Regions from separate parts of the Mus musculus genome. Here region 2 is linked to region 1. The links are chromatin contacts, found by Hi-C or POLR2A ChIA-PET in ENCODE. All regions are on one chromosome and are shown on one strand. Each heading gives the region's core, a stretch centred on a gene start or an enhancer-like site at or near the end of the contact. The rest is flanking DNA. Distances are from core to core; before and after follow the strand shown. Region 1 overlaps Slmap (sarcolemma associated protein). Region 2 holds the start of Slmap (sarcolemma associated protein).

Region 1 (6,115 bases), core at 1,511-4,010:
TTCCTACCATGTAGGCCTGGGAATAGACCTTCAGGATTGGTGGCAAGCACCTATATATTCACTAAGTTATCCTCACTCAACTTTTGTTCTTTAAGATGGGGTCTTTCACTGAACCAGGAGCTCACTGGTTAACTAGTCTGCCTGGCTGGTGCCTTCCCTGCTGGCTCTATGTGGACTTGCTCAGGCTCCAAACTGTGGTCTGCCAGTGCTGCCTTCACCATTTCACCTTTGGTTCGTTGTATACCAGTGGCCTCTGCTGGTCACAGTTAACATTACAGTCTGTGGGTTGTCAAGAGTTCTAGTTTAGATCCCCAGTCAGTTTATGCTTCAGGAATGGGTTGTGCCCCCAGTGCACTGGAAGTCTGGGGAGGGAGCAAGAGCAGCACTTGAGGACTTGTTACTGTGCTTTGACAGTCTGCTAAAGAGCTTCGTGGGTATAGCTGCTCTGATAGTTCTAGGAGATACATTCTCACAGTTAACTGAAGGTTCGCCTGGTTTTTATAGTCGTTACACCCTCTCTTCTACTATGATCACTGAGCCTTGAGTGGAAGAATTGTATTATAGATGTATCAGTTGGATCTGGGCACCACATGATCTCTTGTTCTCTGTACTTGAGGTTTTCTGGAATGGTCTCTGTCTGTTACAAAGAGAATTTTTTTTGATGAGGTTCATAAACTACACTTATGGTTATAAGGATAAATATTTAGAGTTTTGTTGGGGATTAGGCTGATTTAGTGAAGTGGTAATTGTAGGTTCTCTCCCAAGATCCACTTGACTATCCCTGCCTTGGTAGTTAGCTAGGTTTCTAGTATCTGCCAGGGTTTCCTTCTTGTCGAGCAGGTCGGCATTTCTTTCTTTCTTTATTTAAACAATTTTAAAAAGATTTATTTATTTATTTAATGCTTATGAATACACTGTTGCTGTCTTCAGACACACCAGAAGAGGGCAAAAGATCCCATTACAGATGGTTGTGAGCCATCATGTGGTTGCTGGGAATTGAACTCAGGACCTCTAGAAGAGCAGTCAGTGCTCTTAACCACTGAGCCATCTCTCCAGCCTCATTGAGCAGTTCTTAAGTGCATTTAGAGAGCTGTTGGATACCACCAAGTGGTATACTTCTCTTGCAGCAACTTTTAGGGTTATCATGCCATGCTGACCATTGTTCTGGTACATAGGTCTCATAGTGGCTGCCCAAACAAAACCTGAACAACAATGATACCACTAGACATGCTAACATGGAAGGGGAGAGCTCAAGGAACCTCAACTATAGACAAGAAACTATAGGCAACTAAGGAGTACTAAAAGCAGGAGAAATAATCTTCCTTAAAGAAGAGATGCAGTTTGGTGATCCAGTACCCAAGTGGTCACCTCTGAAATCATATACATACAAGTAATATTATATGGATAGAACATGTTGTATTTATATGCTAATTAATACACACATACCACCACCACTGCCACCAATTAAAGAAAAAAGCCATAAATTAGAAAGCAAGGGGGAAGGAGGTAGGGGAAGGGTGAAATGATGTAAATATATTACCAATTAAAACATAAAAATTATTATGAAAAATAAAAACAAATCTTAAAAGAACCCATCTGTTAAATAGTGTTGGGTGTAGTGGCTGTGCTTTTGATTCCAGCATTTGGGAAGCACAGGCAGTTGGACCTAAGTGAACTTGAGGCCAGCTAAAGCTATCTGGTGAGGTCGTCTCAACAGTACAATAATTAAATCTCTTAAAGCTCAGTGACTCCCAGTGCACTGGGGGCACAACCCCTTCCTGAAGCATAAACTGCCTGGGGATCTAAGATCTAAACTAGAACTCTCGACAGCCCCCAGACTGTAATGTTAACTGTGACCAGGTTCTGTTTGAGGAAGCCTGTGGATGTACAGTGGCCCACTGTAGTTGCAGAGTGTTTAATGTCTGCTTCTTACAGTTTTTCCACACCCGATTCTTTGTCACTTGAGAAATTTGTATGTGACTATGGGTATGTAAGCATCTAGAATCAATATGTAAATCAAACATTTACTTGGAATAAATAATAAAAATAATTTAAAATAAGTCTGTGATATATATAATATAGATATATATAATTTTGATATTTATTGGTTGAAAGCAGAATTATATAATAGCACAGCTATGGTTGTTTATTTTTATGTATTATGTCTGAACATTTGATAACACTTACAAAATCTTCAAGATTTTTTTACAGAATGGTTCGGTATTTTGATTTTATAATCATGAATAGAATACCACTTATAAATATATAGGACAAAATGGCAGAAATATGTTTGAGGTTATTTCATAAATCATTCAGAAAGTTTTGTCCTACTCCCAAGGCAAAATAACATATTTTTGTGAATTTGAAATCAGAAGTACAAACAAAGGCTTTTAAAATCAAACTTTTTAACCTAATATACTCCAGAGATATCCAAATTTGATGCTTCCATGTTAAGAAATAGCAGTAGTAAAATACTTAAAGGTCTTTGTTTTCTGTAATTAAACAATTGTGTTTCTATGAGGGCGAGCTATTTGGGTTTTTGTTTGTTTTTGTTTTTTTCAAGACAGGGTTTCTCTGTATAGCCCTGGCTGTCCTGGAACTCACTCTGTAGACCAGGCTGGCCTCGAACTCAGAAATCCACCTGCCTCTGCCTCCCAAAGTGCTGGGATTAAAGGCGTGCGCCACCACTGCCCAGCTGAGGGCGAGCTATTTGTATGTGAAGCTCCTACACTGGTCCTGAGCACAAGCCAAGTGTTCCCAGCAGGGTATAATCGCTTTGCATGTTGTGATGGCATGTCAGCACAAAGAACCAGGACTGCCATGAAGTCATGTGCTGTGGGAGCACGTGCTGCCAGAAATACTCCAGATTCATTCATAGTTGTTTTTCAAAGTTAATTTTTGGTTGTTGCACTTTCAGAAAGCCTTAACTGTTGCCATGGGGATCACAACTCACAGTTTAAGAACTTGTGCTCTATAGCAATGAGCCTCTTGGCAGGTGGGTGGTTCCAGAAGTTGAGTCCCTGGCTCCAGGCAGCGATTGGAGGCATGGAAGATGATTAAGGTCAGCCCCTAACCATCTGTGACGGATCACTTCACCCTGTCTGATCACTGCCTGAGCGGAGCCTCCTGTTGCCTGAAGGCCCAGCCTGCACTCTGACACTGCTGTTTGTCTTACCCTGGGGCTGTGAGGTTGACTTCAACCCTGCTCTTTATGCTTGGTACTTCTCAGGCCATCCAGGGTAACTCAGCTTTAGAGAATGGATTCTCTCAAGGTGGCACAGGCCAAGCAGCCCCGGAGAGACACAGCCAGGGACACAATTGGGCAGCTCTGAAGTGCCCCAAACCCTGGACCTGGGGCTGTGAGGGCTGTAGGCTTGTTCTTTGGGAGGATCACTGTCTTCTGCCTCACCAGGGCTGTCTGCCGCACCCTTGAGGCCCGTGTGCACCCCCACCCCCACTGGCACACCCCTTGTTCTTTGTGTCTCCACATCTCAGTTTCTCAGCTCCTTTCAGCTGTCTCTCTTTACTATTTCCCATTGCTCTTTCCTTCATTGTGATAGTGTTTGCTTTTATTATACTGGCTCTCTTCGGACACCAAGTCGCACACAAATGGCTTTAATCTGCAGTTTTACCCTGACGTTAGGTTGCTGTTCTGTGTCTGAAGGTTCGTTGTTGAGTTTTTGTGTTAGGAAGCTGCCTGCTGATTCCACCCTCCTCTGAGTGTTTACAAGCAGAGGTGCTGTGCTCCTTCAAATGCCTTTTCTGCGTAGATTGAGACGGCTGTGAGGTTCTCCCTTTCTATTAGTGCATAACGTTGGCTGACTTATGTCTTCTGAGGTGGCATGTAGCATTGATTACTTTTCTTACGTGGCACTGCTTGTGATAGGCAAATCACACTTTTTAAACAGTAAAAGTTAGTTACTTTTCTAACTTAGGTGAGTTCTGCATTAGTCCTTCATGTCACTTTCGGAGAGGTTAAAATACACAGTAATCTGTGATTACGGTCTGATCTGCTCCCTCCGGAGTCAGGTACCAAGCAAGGTTCCATTCTGGGAATGCATACTGGTGCTGTCCAGATTTCTGCTGTTCTGGAGGGTAGGCAGACCAAGGGTGAGTGATACCATTCGTTTTCTTACTGATTTTCAGAACCCCTTTCCTTTCCTTTCCCTTTCCCTTTCCCTTTCCCTTTCCCTTTCCCTTTCCCTTTCCCTTTCCCTTTCCCTTTCCCTTTCCCTTTCCCTTTCCCTTTCCCTTTCCCTTCCCCTTCCCCTTTCCCTTTCCCTTACCCTCCCCCTTCCCCTTCCGCTTCCCCTTCCGCTTCCGCTTCCCCTTCCCCTTCCCCTTCCCCTTCCCCTTCCCCTTCCCCTTTCCTTCCTCTAATAAAATCTAGGTTCTGCATGAAAGGGAACATGGAGTATTTTTCTTCCCATTATTTCCTCTTCTCTGTTTAGACCTCTCTCTCTCCCTCACCCCCCCCCCCCCCCCACACACACACACAAGTATAAAGGCCTAGAGTTCCTGTTGGGGAGAAAACATGCAGTGGCTGGCACCAGCTCACTTATATTACTTTGTTCTTGAATGAATGTTTGTGCACTGCTCTAAGTGTTTGCATATTTCCTTGAGTTCTAGCAAGGCTGGCTCTGGAGGTGTTATTGATTTCTTTCCTTTTTTTAAAGTGTCTCTGTGTGGACGGACGCTGAGAGGAGCCACTACCCTGGTGCCCTGGCGGTCTGCCTTTGATAATTTCTCTGCGGTTTTATAACAATTGCTTCCATATTGCTTTTCATTTCTCTTTAGGCACTGTTTATTGTACTTAATGACACCAACTTTTCTTGTAGAACCCTTTCTATTTATTTTTTTACCTCCTCCGACCTTTTCTGAGGTCTCCCCACCCCTGTGCTCGCTATCTTGTGTCTTCAGTTATTTTTCCTTAAGTTCCTTAGTTTGTTTCCAAGTTCACAGAGCGCCCTCTTGTGTTGTTTTTTGTGAAACGTTCTAAAACTACATGAGTTTATTTTTCCTTCTCCACTTTTTATGGATCTTTTCTTTTGCCATCCCTGTTGGCACTTCTGACTCCATTTCCAGCTGCTTTCTTTCCATTATGAGAAGCTGTGTCTTGGAAGGCAGCTTTGGTTGGCTGGTTTGTTTTAAGAATTTCCATAGGGAGACCTTGTTTACCATAGTGGTAGAGCCTAATTTTTCACTGAGAAAGGCTCTGGGTTCAACTAGGAACCAAGTATATATGGTTATTGGATTGAGCTAGATGTTTCTATTTTCAACTTCTCTTGCTGTCCTCCAAACTGTCCCCTGGTAGCCATTTTGTGATTCTCAGGTCTGGTCACCCTGTATATGGTCATGCAGTGGTTTTCTCTGTTTTTGTTTTGAGGCTCATGTGGATATCTCACTATCTACTTGTCCTATAAATGCTGTCTGTGGGGGTCTGGATTTTGGCTTTTTGTCTTAGTCACTCTGTTCAGTTTTATGTGACAGTTGAGATAGATTTAAAATGTGTGTGTGTGTGTGTGTGCACACATGCGTGCGTGCATTACCTGCAGTCCATACAGAACTCATTTTGTAACCACACTTAGAAAACTCCCCCATATAGTGCTAAGGCTGTCGCTGTTTGTGGAGTGCTTGCCAAGCTTGTCTCCGCACTACTTTACTAAGCACTTGGGAGTGATGCGTGTCAGAAGTTCAAGCTCACCCTCTGCTTGGAGCAAGTCTGCGGCCAACCTGGGGCATGTGCGAGCTTGTCTTGAGGACTAAATGAACCAACATCTTCAATATGGAGTTAGAATTTGTTGTTATCTGTTATATATGTGATCTCTCTCTCTCTCTCTCTCTCTCTCTCTCTCTCTCTCTCCTTCCCTCCTTCTCTCCCCCCTCCTTCTCCCCCCGCCCAACCATGCTTTTGTTTTGTTGGGAGCATCAGCTCTTTCTGATTATTTGGATATTTGCAAAGCCTTTCAACATTGAAAAATTTTCAGAGCATCAGTCTGTTGTTACAGATACCGCTTTAAGGAGTCAGTCTGTGCATATGTACATATGCAGAGCTAGGAGTGGGCACTAGTGTGCCATGGGGAGACATGAGAGAGGAAACAGTCACACAGGACTG
Region 2 (6,115 bases), core at 2,264-4,763, 46 kb before region 1:
ACCAATACATGTGTGTTGTTAGCAAAGAATCGTTCATCACGTGCTTGCTTTAGCAGAACATCCACTCTCCCATGTCTGCTTCAGTGAAACATTCCTTCCTGAGTCTGCCTTAGCCTTTCACCTGTGTCCACTTCAGCTAAATGTTTCTTCAATGTGTTTGCTCCAGCAAAACACCATTTAATTGCCTTTCCAAAGAATCTTTAAGTTTCCACTTCATCTAGCCCTTTGCTCAGGATATTGTTTTGGCTTTTCTATGTCTGCCCCAATTCCTGAATCATGACACAGGGCTTGTTTTTATTTTCAATGCTTATGGCATTAGCTTAGGCTTGCTTCCCAAATACCTCTTAACTTATATTTACATGTGTATTCTGATCTAAGTTCTGCCACATAGTTGGTTACCTCTCCTCAGTTTCATATGTCTGACTTCCTCCTACATATTGGTGGCACATCTTCCTGAGCCTGAGTCTTTCCCAGAGTTCCTCTCTCTTTGCCAGGTATCCTGCCTTCCTATTCTTTTCTCTCCTGCTATATAGGCCATTCAGCTCTTCATTGACAGGTGATGCTTTTACATAGTGCACAAAGTGCACAAGAGATTATCCCTACAATCTCATTAGTACCAGATTAACTGACTTATTACAACATTTTGGTTTTATCTCTCTCTCTCTCTCTCTCTCTCTCTCTCTCTCTCTCCTCTTTTAGTTTTTTTTGAGATAGGGTTTCTCTGTATAGCCCTGGCTGTCCTGGAACTCACTCTGTAGACCAGGCTGGCCTTGAACTCAGAAATCTGCCTGCCTCTGCCTCCCAAATGCTGGGATTAGAGAGAGGCGTGTGCCACCACTGCCCGGTGGTTTTAATTTTCTATTTGTGCTACTAGGGTGCACCTAAGGCCATGCAAATGCCAGGTCACCATGCTGCTCCAGTTTACATTGTTCTTCTGTACTCTCAATACTTTTGAGTTATTCCAAATACTGCAAGGATCTTATTGTGTCTCCATCTAAACTGTAAGAAACTTTAGGGATTCATTTTTTCCACTCTCTTCTTCACTTTTGAAATTCCAGGTCATTTTACAGTTTCTCTCTCCTAGTGGGTAGTCAATTAAATGTTTGTTGAATGAACAAAAAAATGCATAAATAACTTTAAAATTCGTGCACACACCTCATTAGAGACAGGCATGCTCTACCACACCTGGTCTGTTTTATTGTTTTAAGGCTAAAAGTTATCAGAAGCAAAACATTTTCATCTTCTAATAATAAAACTCTTCAGTATATCTTTATTCTCTAGGTCAAAATGCCTGGGATACTGTAGTTATTCAATGTATTTGTTGAAATGATGAAGAACTGTAAAAACGTGTGAAAGGTCAGGTCTTGGACATTCATATTACCATGAATTTAAGCTTCAAGCATGAGCCCACGCATGCACACATACTCTAGCGTGACTTCATTTTTTATTTTTTAAAGATCTATTTATTTATTATCTGTAAGTACACTGTAGCTGTCTGCAGACACTCCAGAAGAGGGTGTCAGATTTTGTTATGGAGGGTTGCTGGAATTTGAATTCAGGACCTTCGGGAGAGTAGTTGGTGCTCTTAACTGCTGAGCTATCTCACCAGCCCCCCTAGTGTGACTTTATAATACATTACTTATTGTGTCCAAATTCACTTTGTGCTGCCCCTACTTTATCCTCTAATAACAAGCATGGTATTTTCATTCAGGCATTGAATATTTACTTAGCCTTTGTGCCAGGCACATGAGTGTATTCCTTTAAAAGCTTCATTTCACTACTTAATGTCCCTCTTCCTGGCAATTTAGAAAAACCATTCAACAAATACTGTATTTATTATAGTCCTTCAACCTTTCTTCATTCAGTTTTTGTGACTTCTCCTTGGAGGATGTCCCTGCCTCCCTCCCTTTAGAAGAGCTCTGAATATATCAGAGTCTTTGCCTTATTTTGTTCCTTCAGTTTCAAACCCACTACACTGGTTCTATAACCAGAGGGCAGAGACTAAGGCTGTGCTCATCTGTGTCACTTAGACACAGCATAGCATTACAGAAGCAATGAAATGAATACTGTTAATGTGGTTTGACACCACAAAGCCTCTCTGCAAGGGGGTTGTGTCTTGTCATTATGTTATAGAAGAGAAAAAGTATCCTAAAGAAGTTTAAAGCCATGTCCAACGTTTCTCAGGGAAGTCTGTGGTCACAGGAATCTCAAGAATGAAGTCAACACTGATTTGAAGAGATTAAGATTCTCTACAGTCTTTCCTAAGGTTTTCTTTCAGCTCGAGCCACGGTTTTTTCTTCTTTGGAACAATGACTCCATACATACTGGTCTTTCTCCTCGCAATTCCCAGGCTTAACACAGACTTCAGGATTGTTGGTTGGGTTATTCTCTGTATTTTCCTATTAGTAACTTTCGACCTTGACCCCTCTTTGGAAACGTGTTTTAAAACTTTCTGGTCTCAAGTAGGGTGTGGTGGCGCACACCTTTAATCCCAACACGCTGGAGGCAGTGGCAGGTAGATTTCTGAGTTGTAGGCCAGCTTGATCTACTTAAAGGGCTCCTGGACAGCCAGAGAAACCCTGTCACTAACCCTACCATTACCCCAACAAAATCCTCCCCCACTCCAAAAAACCCCCCACAACTTTCTGTTCTCCACGTTAGAACCCACGAAGGAGTTCTGAGAAACATAGTCGCATCAGTGAAAAGGACAGGAATTTGGGATGGAATTCATAAAGCCCGGTGAATTAGCAGAGGGAGGAAAGTCCTTCAGGTGTCATTAAGTCTAGGGACTTGTGGAATTTGGTCATCTGTAGAGCAGTGGTGAGTGACTCAGTTGCCCACAGCTACGATGACTGCTAATGAGTATGTCCTTTGCATGGAATTATTCTCCGCACGTGTTAGTATTTTCAGTGAGAACTGTAGTAAACACACTTAGTACACGTAGGTACTTGTAGGTACTTTCTTATTCATATGTTGCCGCTGTGTGTGCTTTTGAAACATTCAACCCCTCAAAGTTTCTCTTGCCCTTAACCAAAATGGCCCTTAAGGTTGTCTGGAGCTTTGAAGCTTCTGGCCCTTAACAAAGATGGCGCCAGGGGTCATGTTAAAAATAAGCTTGCCTTCTTCCCTGCCAGTGACAAACATGGCTTCCACGGCGTCAATCACATGATACCCCCTATCTACGGCACGGGAGCCGGCGGAGGAGGGCCCTTGAAAAGGGTGCGCGTTCCCGTGGCGGTGCACCCGGTAGGTTTCAGTCAGAGTCACTATGGCGGCCAACGCTGGCAAGGTAAGCTGAGGCGGCGGCGGAGGTGGTGGCGGCGGTGGCGGCAAGGGAGGAAGGAGCCGACGTTCCGTCCTGGCTCCGGAATCCCGTAGCCTGAGCAAGGAGAGGTCGCCCGAGGTCGGAGGCAGCGGCCGGGGACTGGCGGGGGCTGGCTGAAGGGGGCGAGGGCTGAGGCGAGCGGGCGCCGGTCCCTGACTGCCGTTTGTTTTGGTGTCTCCCCGCCTAGGTCGGAAAGTTTCCTGCCTCGTCCGCCACCGCCTGAGCTTGCCGCACTGGCTGCGAGTGGAGGAGGCTGCGGCGGACCCAGCCCCGGCCTCCAGGCCTCTCCCTCCACCTCCGGGCCAGCCTCCCTCCCCCACCCCGTCGTCCTGCGGGAGCCGCCAGTCCCTGCGATGCGACCCTCGCGAGGACGCTCCTGAGGGGAGGTGGCCCATGTGCTGAGCAGCAGAGCCCGAGAGCTCCGAGAAACCAACTTCCCGCCGGCCCGCCCGTCGGCCCGCTCGCCCGCCCGGTCGCCCGAGCCTCCCCGGGGTAGCTCCTCGCTCTGTCCGCACCGGCCTGCAGAGCCGGGTCCCCGCCCTGGTCGCGGGGACACCCGTCAGGTGCCCGGGACTCGCGACCCAGACGCCGCCCGTGCCCCGGCAGCCCTCCCACGCCTCCAGCCCGGGATCGCAGCCTCGGCTCACGCTGGGCCGGGGACCCCTGCCACTCCCGGGCGGCCTCGGCGCAGCAGGGCAATGCAGCCCGGCCCGCTGGCCCTCTAGTCCTCCTCGTCCGTCCCCGCACCTCTTCTCAGCCCCGAGGCCCCGCGGTGGCTGCCCGGAGGTCCTCCGCGCCTCTTCCTTGAGCCCCGAAGGACCTTCCTGGCTGCGCGAGTCAACCCTCTTCATGCTGCAGTGCTGCACCGTTTCCGCTACCGAAGGGGACAAGCGGCCGGGATCTCAAACAAAACACAAGAACTGGTGTGTGACTCATCTGCTCGGATACCTCCTGTCCCCAAACTGTCTTCCAGGAGTTTTCTTGGCCGAAGCTGCCCAATGTTTGAGCCTTTTCTTCCTAGGGAAGATGGACTGAAAGCTGCTAGTTGGGGACTTTTTTTGGTCAAGGTGCCTCTGTATTTTAAAGGAGGTGATGGGGCTTGCGCTGGCTTGTCCTCCTGCCCAATTGAAGAGTTGTTGATGTTCACTGGTTATGCTTAGACAATGCGCAGTTTGTTTTAATTTAAAAATTTTGGGGGGTTAGGGGGTGTAGGCTTGAGAAGAGCATTCCGAACCTGGAGGAGCTCCTCATTGTCCCTGGTCCAGACACCCCCCAGCCTGTCCTCGATGCCGTCAGCCTTGGCCATCTTCACTTGCCGCCCGAACTCGCACCCGTTTCAGGAGCGTCATGTCTACCTGGACGAGCCCATCAAGATCGGCCGCTCGGTGGCACGCTGTCGACCAGCGCAGAATAATGCCACCTTTGATTGCAAAGTGCTGTCAAGGAACCATGCCCTCGTCTGGTTTGATCACAAGACGAGCAAGGTAATGTCGCTATAGTGTTTGACAGTCTTTCCTTTCCTTTCCTTTCCTTTCCTTTCCTTTCCTTTCCTTTCCTTTCCCTTCACCTTCTCTGAGAGGTGTAATGTATGCAACGATCTCAGGGTTTCTTCCCAGAGGACACTTTTCTGCGAGGCCTCGGAATCAGCTTTTTGTGTGTGTCTGAATTCTAGTGGAAATGGAATCGAAGTGGTTGAATGAAAAACAGAGAAGGTATTGTTACTAAATGTCTCGGCAGGGCGATGGCTTCTTGATAAACTTGGTCATTCCCAGTGAAATCCCAAACCCTAATTCGTTTAGGAAAGGTAGATAGTGAAACTTGACCTCTGACTTTCAGTCCTTTTAGAAGGGTGAATCTGCAGGTCGGTGCTTGATTAAGCAAGCAGTGGTTCCCAGAGCAATGCCGGAATTTGTGGCCTCTGTTACATCGAGGCTCAAGTGTCTATGGTGAAATGTAGTTAACACATGGCTTGTAGTTGAATTCAACTCAGGACCTTGTCTGGTAGGATAACTGGAGTGCAAAGTTACTGTTTGTAACGATTGATACTTACTTGCCCCGATGAAATAATTTGTAAATATTAAAGGCAATTTAATTAAGCTAGAGTAAGTAACTACATCTTTGGAGTTCTGTTTGCAAGTTGGATCAACAGAAATCTATTGCTCTTGAAAGTCACTTCTCAATTTCTTTGGTAGATAATGTGTAATTATATGATGATATGCAAAAATTAGTATTAATAAGTTAGCTTATTTTTAGATTATATCCAATATTGTCTAATACACACACACACACACACACACACACACACACACACACATATATTTTAAAGACAGGGACCAACTGGCCTGGAACTCACTCTGTAGATCAGGCTGGCCTCAAACTCAGAGATTTCCCTGCCTCTGCCTCCCAAGTGCTGGAATTAAAGCTCACCATGCTGGGCCTTGCTTTTAATTTTTAATCCAATTTACCTTGTTTATCTTGGCACTGTACTTTGCTAGTTACTTATTTTAAAATAAAAAGGATCTTTTTAGTTTTTCAAGAATTTGCACGAATGGAGAATATTTTAAAGAACTCTTCTTTGGGCCTAAACCTAAGGCTTTCGTTGAACTACTGAAATAATTCCAACTCAAACTAAGTTACATAAGACTAATAGGACTGTCTCCAGTTTTGTCTCTTGACTTTTCGCCCCCTCTTTCTGAGTGACATGAGTAAGTCTTTTTTTTTTTTTTTTTTTTTAAGAGAAGAATTTGTCTTCAAGAGTGGTGTTTTGAAATGAAAGAAACTTGAGCCTTT

What was found. Hi-C counts contacts between places; a loop is a spot of excess contacts on that map. ChIA-PET counts read pairs that join two places held with the same protein, here RNA polymerase II (POLR2A).
Region 2: a map of gastrocnemius shows a loop between it and region 1 (2.1-fold over the local background). The contact joins the promoter of Slmap here to the enhancer-like site in region 1. A Hi-C loop is called at or near these places in 14 of 37 maps with a recorded cell type or tissue (adrenal gland, gastrocnemius, heart and 1 more). POLR2A ChIA-PET finds 5 or more read pairs at or near these places in 3 of 5 experiments (Patski and embryonic stem cell).

Annotation. Positions count from the first base shown.
Region 1 is chr14:26,485,468-26,491,582 of GRCm38, reverse strand. All of the region lies in intron 1 of Slmap (sarcolemma associated protein), which reads left to right. Among named protein-coding and RNA genes, the nearest start is that of Gm24031, 9.1 kb to the left of the region's middle. Within about 2 kb of position 2,760, at least 1 of the 3 ENCODE cell types and tissues checked has a DNase peak (open chromatin) inside an H3K27ac peak, as active enhancers do; it is gastrocnemius, where a contact is called at or near this core.
Region 2 is chr14:26,532,022-26,538,136 of GRCm38, reverse strand. It overlaps Slmap (sarcolemma associated protein), which reads left to right and starts at 3,513. Exons shown (of 23, transcript NM_001310445.1): 1 at 3,513-4,809. The coding sequence starts at 4,612.